2 separate regions of the Homo sapiens genome follow, and region 1 is linked to region 2. The links are chromatin contacts, found by Hi-C or POLR2A ChIA-PET in ENCODE. All regions are on one chromosome and are shown on one strand. The core of a region is the stretch at or near the end of the contact, and the rest is flanking DNA. Distances in the headings are between cores, read along the strand shown. Region 1 has its middle 32 kb from the start of C5orf67. Region 2 has its middle 40 kb from the start of LINC01948.

The links. A loop is a pair of places that touch in the nucleus more often than their neighbours do. ChIA-PET counts read pairs that join two places held with the same protein, here RNA polymerase II (POLR2A).
Region 1: a map of PC-9 shows a loop between it and region 2 (2.2-fold over the local background). The contact joins two enhancer-like sites. A Hi-C loop is called at or near these places in 2 of 168 maps with a recorded cell type or tissue (Caco-2 and PC-9). POLR2A ChIA-PET finds 5 or more read pairs at or near these places in 2 of 52 experiments (Caco-2 and HepG2).

What each region holds. Positions count from the first base shown.
Region 1 is chr5:56,637,143-56,639,888 of GRCh38, forward strand. No RefSeq gene overlaps it. Among named protein-coding and RNA genes, the nearest start is that of C5orf67, 32 kb to the left of the region's middle. RefSeq lists enhancers at 143-712, 320-614. Within about 2 kb of position 1,294, at least 7 of the 41 ENCODE cell types and tissues checked have a DNase peak (open chromatin) inside an H3K27ac peak, as active enhancers do; they include PC-9, where a contact is called at or near this core.
Region 2 is chr5:56,439,966-56,442,934 of GRCh38, forward strand. No RefSeq gene overlaps it. Among named protein-coding and RNA genes, the nearest start is that of LINC01948, 40 kb to the right of the region's middle. Within about 2 kb of position 1,671, at least 6 of the 41 ENCODE cell types and tissues checked have a DNase peak (open chromatin) inside an H3K27ac peak, as active enhancers do; they include PC-9, where a contact is called at or near this core.

The DNA of each region.
Region 1 (2,746 bases), core at 44-2,543, 200 kb after region 2:
ACATTGAAGCCTCTTGGGGAATTCCCTGACATATCCCAAGGAAAAAGGGTATTGATGCCCAGTTTCAACAGACCTTTCTCACATTCCTGATTCAGAAATCTTACCTAATGTGTATTAGGGTTCTACTGAAATCGGTCTCAAACACCTTATCCAGCAACGTTTGAGAAATCTCTGTGCTACTTGTCCTGCCCACCCCAACCTCAAGCCTTGTCTTCCAGAATGGCTCCACAAAGAGGAGAGAACAGAGACGGATCACCACCAGAGCCTGAGAAGAGGGCCTGTGAAAACTGCCCTCCTTCCAATCAAAAAGGATTTTTTTTTCCTGACTGCTATGTGAATAGAACGTTAAAAACTTGAACTTTGAGCTGTGATCCAATACCTGAAATTCCTTTCATTCCACAATTAAAGATAAGGCTTTCAGTGAAAACACAGCAGGAATGAGCATTCCCCAGACTCTTTAATGCCCAGGAAGAGATAAATGACTGACGTGGGCCATTTCTTAGAGATGGCTTTGGAGGAGGAGGAGGGAAAGGAGAGGTCAAGTGTACTAAAGGAAGAGTGAGCACAGGAAAATGAAAGGCTAGAGGCTTTGAAGAGAATCTCTGCCCACTTCACCATCTGCCCTGAACAATGCCAGATCTAATTGCTTCCAGAACTGCTCCTCACTTTAAAAAACAAAAATCTCCTTTGACCACAAAGCCAACTGCTACAGGTTTTTAAGTGGACAAGGATGTCTTTGGGTGGCATCTACCCAGATGAAGATGAATAGGAAATAGATCCTTATCCAGGTATATTAGAAAGCGACTTCAAAACATGTAATAAATTTGTGCTATCAATCATTATATTACCTCATGAGGTAATATATATGAATATAGCCTTTTCAACTGGGGAGTTCAAAGTGAAAAAGGAACCATAGATTTGTAGAAAACAGCAAAATCAGCTTCCCAAGCACTCAGCAGAGTATCATATGTAATAGAAATCACACACACACACAAAAAGATAAAATCGATACACAGGTTAAAGGAATTTCCAGATTGGTATGATTGTTTCCATAAGTGAAAAAGTGGAATTAAGGATGATATTGAGAATGTGGTAGAATGCAGTCCCTTTTTATTTTCTGAGGAGGTGGGGTGGGAAGCCATTGAGAAAGGCAGAGAAAAAGAATGAGGATTGTGCTCCTGTTTACACACAGCCTGGGTTAATGTGTAATTGACAAGATTAATGGCTGCATAATAATTGCCTCTATTGTTTACTGTCTGGATGGTGGCCAGCCACCTTCCCGCTCTGCCCACCAATGGGTTTGGGTTTGTAAGGAATGCAGTCAGTGGCTGATAGGGTCTGTGTGCCAGGTGTAACCTTGCTAAAGAAGACATTCAAGAATCATACAGGGAGACCTGGTGAGGTTTTGCCATGGCAGGGCATGCCTTCTTCTTGTTGTAAATAGTCTAACTTCAAATCTGCTAGGTGAGCTGTATCAGAACAGGGCCAGGCTTGGCCTGACCTAACTGCTCCACCTGAGAAAGACAAAGAAAATAAAACCTCAGGATGTAGAGAAAGGTCTCATTTCTGTCCTGGCCATACTGTGAACCAAAAAGCAGAGTGTTCCTCTGTGCCATTCCTCGCACTGTCCCGGGCTGTGCTGGGAAGTGCCCACCTTTCCCCCACAGGGATGCACAAATACCTTCCTCCCCACTCTTCCCTGATCTGCTTTCTAAGCTCTTGCCTCTTGTGCACTGTGAGACAAGCAAACAGACCAAGACTCTGGGTCATGAACCCCAGACAGGATTTCCATGGAAAGGTACCATGCGTCCAACCCTTCTCCTGCTGATCTTGTCTTGTCTTGCCTCTCACAGGGACCAGCATGGTTTTATGTACAAAAACAAGAGCTACGTAATTCTCACGTGGCCTTGTTCTCAACTGGGTCACAAGTGTTCTTCTTGATTACCTCAACCTTTGTGGTTTTCCATTCCCTAACAAATCAATTTTAGAGTCTTGACGTCTGAAGAGGCCCTCCTAGGGCTGGTACTAGTCTACCTTTCCTGTCTTCCCTTCCAGCCCAGCTTAGACTGCTTTACTGTGCAGCTCTATTCCTCCTTCCTTCCACCTAGAAGGTCTCCCTGCTACCCACTCTCTCTCAGTATATTCAAATCTAATCCCTCTGGTGCAGACTCCATAGTGTCTCCCTATTATACACTCTCACATCCTTTGTGCTTTTCCTTCATAACACTTACCCCTCCTGTCATTAAGTAATGATTTGTGCAGTCATCAGTGGGGTGGCTCTCTCCCTTGCTAGACAGTAAGTTCCTAAAGACAAAAACTGCACATGCTGTGTTCTGTGATACCTCTCTAAAAGAGGGTCTTTAGTATGTGCTTAAATCAGTTGTCAAGTTAATAACTATATGAATACATGCAAAGACAAGTTCAAAATTTTCACTTCCTTGGTGAGCTCAACCTTCAGCCTCTCCAGCTGGGTATATTCTTGTTAGTCCATCTGAAGTAACAGGGGAACTTTGTGCTTCCCTGGCACTATCATTTCCCTGTTTTATTATCAGTATCTGGGCTTAGTCTTATCTCTCGTGCTTCTCTAAGCCTCCTTGAGAGCAGGGACTCTCATTCATTCTGTGTGTGGCTCACAACTCCGAACACAAAATTTTATGTAGCTGGGAGTAAAAAACTGTCAGCCAAGTAGTGGGCTATTTGTTTATTCAGTCAGTCATTCATTTGATGTCTATAGTCCTACATTCTG
Region 2 (2,969 bases), core at 421-2,920:
ATGAAGGTCCTTGGAAGTCCAGGTTAGTGTTACCTTATGCTGAATTCTGCTCTATATTAGGCCATCTTGTAGGACCTTTTCAAGTGTACTTTATCTTGATATAAGCCTGGAAAAGCACATTATAATAGCTAATAAGACCTAACGTAACTTATAGAATTCTAGGCATAGCCCTAAGCCTTTGCATGCATTATGTCTTTTTATCCTCACCACAACCTTATGAGGTAGGTACTATCATTACCCTCATTTTATAGATAAAGAAACTGAGGCACAGGAGGTTAATTAATTTGAGTTACGTCACCTAGCTAACTAGTAGAGCCAAAATGTTCACTTTGTCAACTTAACTCCAATGCACATCACTCTTAAGGTCTCTTTTGGTCTGTCTGTCCTTGTGTAGTTACAGTTGAACTTTAAGTTCTCTGGGCAATGCTTCAGGACACCTGTTTTATGTGTTATGGAAGAGCAGGATGCTGGGTCTGGAAAGGACCCTTAAAGTTCATCTGGTCCAGTGGAATGGTAAGGTGTGAGCTTCATGAGAGCAGGAGGTATCTTCATTCCATCATTGATGAGTCCCCCTGCCAGTTACATAGTAGTAGCTCAGTAAGTATTTATTGAAAAAATGAGTGTTGAATAATTTTGTTTTTTAAAGCATTTATTCAAACCTCCAATATTAAACAGATCATATCAGAGATGCTCTGGTTAAAGTTTTTAAGTGGAGGTGGGGCCCAGAGTTCCACAGTCTAGAGCCTGCTCTAGAACTACCCACAGCTTGAAGGCTACTCATCTAATCCAGATCCCTGCAGTACAGATGAAGATGCCTGATGTCCAAGGAGGTTTAGTGTCCTATCAAAGACCACTCTGCTAAGGAGGAACAGAGCTGACTTTTCTGATGCCGAGTCCCAAAGTTCTTTCCCCCACCACAACATAAGGGGGTAGCCTGGCCCCCAGACTCCTTACAACTGAGAATATACTTATAGGAAAACGACAGCTGCTTGGCACATAGATGGTTATGTAATTCAAGTTACTCAAAGACAACCTTAATTTACATGTGATAGCTAAACAAAGATTTTCTGTCTCATAAATTAAGAATGAGCAATTGCATTGTCTACTACCACATCCCATGAAATACCTCTAAACTCAGAGAACTCTTTGTTGGTTTTAAAAGATACCAAGATCCATTTTATTGCTTGTTTGAAGATTATTCATTTTATGGCTGAAGGGAGATTATGGCACTTTTGCTATCCTCCAGCCTTTCCCCCATCCTCCAAGAACCTTTCACCCCACCTGCCTTGCCATGATGAAAATGTTACAGGAAACACTCAGCAAGGGGTTGCTCGGAAGAAACCTGTGTGAGAATGTGTGCCTTCGTTTGGGTATGAGAGGGTATCTACCAGCAGGGATGCCCATCCAATTATCTCTCCCGAAGGCGCACTCCCTATTCTTTTAGGAGCATATTAATCATTTTTACTCTTCCACAGGCATTTCCAGTGTTGTCAAAACAGTGCCTGCCTGCATCTGTTTTCTTCAATTGGCCTGGGTTCCAGGGAGTGTTTGTGAGAGAGGAGAGAACAAGAGATTGACAGTCTTGTGTTGACATTTTGTGGCTGTTTGGAAATGAAAACAATCCAGGTCTGATGTTGTAATTCCTCCTTTTATGGGCAAAAAGCAATGTCTCAGCATGAATGAGCATAACCGAACACACTAGGACACACCCCAGACACACTGTGTACTCCCGGGACACTCACCATGCTTTTAGTTACTGCTGTTGTAGAATGAAAGGCAGAAAAGGTCTTTTATTGAGCCAAAGAATCAAGAAATCTTTTGATTCTCCATACCCAAATCTCCTACTCCAGTGGGATGAATAAAATGTCAAAGAGAAAAAAAAATCCTGATTTTTTAATTTACTATATATATATGTCTTTTTTTCTTCTTTTCAAACTATAATATTAATCACAACTCAATTTTTAGTTACCCAAGTAATAGATTTTCATTGATAAATATGAAAACAATATAGATAAACAGAACTTCTCTTTACCTATTCCCCTAATCTGACACTGTTCTTCATTGTATATCATTATTATCCCTCCACTGCACATATCTCCAGGCGTTTTCTAAGTATTTACATTCATATATGTCTATTTGCATATAGGAATGCACATATTTATTTGGTGGGAATTTTTGTTTAATATATAAATTGTTTATATGGTACATATTTTACTATGACTAGCTTTTCTAACTTAAATATGTGTTGCATATTTTCTTCATATCAGTATGTATTCATTGATCTTATTTGCTTTAAGAGAAGTATAATCTTTCATAGAATGGATATATGGAAATTTATTTAATTATTTCCCAAATGATGAAAATTTAGATTATTTTCAATTTTTTATGATTACAAGCAATAGTGTGATGAAATTTGTTGTACTTATCTTTTTAAGCACATGTGCCAATGTTTTCTATGGAATAGACATGAAGAAATGAAATTTATGGGTTAAAGGGTAACACTTGCTTTTTAAAAGCAACAATAAAAACTATCTATCTAACTGTCTTAGCTTGAGCTGCCATAACGAAGTATCACAGACCAGGTGGCTTAAACAACAGACATTCATTTCTCACAGTTTTGGAGACTGGTAAGTCCAAGATCAAGATGCCTGCAGATTTGGTTCCTGGTGAGGGCCGTCTTCCTTACTTGCAGATGGCCACCTTTTTGCTGTTTCCTCACATGGTGAAGAGAGAGAAGGCTCTGGCTTATCTTCCTCTTCTTATAAGGACACTAATCCCATCACGGAGAGGGCCCAACTTCATTTAAACCAAATTACTTCCCAAAGACCCTATCTTCAAATACCATCATATTAGGGGTTTGGGTTTCACATATGTATTTTGAGGGTACACAAACATTCAATCCATTATATATCTATTTATCTGAATTGGTAATAAATTCCTACAGAAAAAAATTACAAAGTCAGGATCAA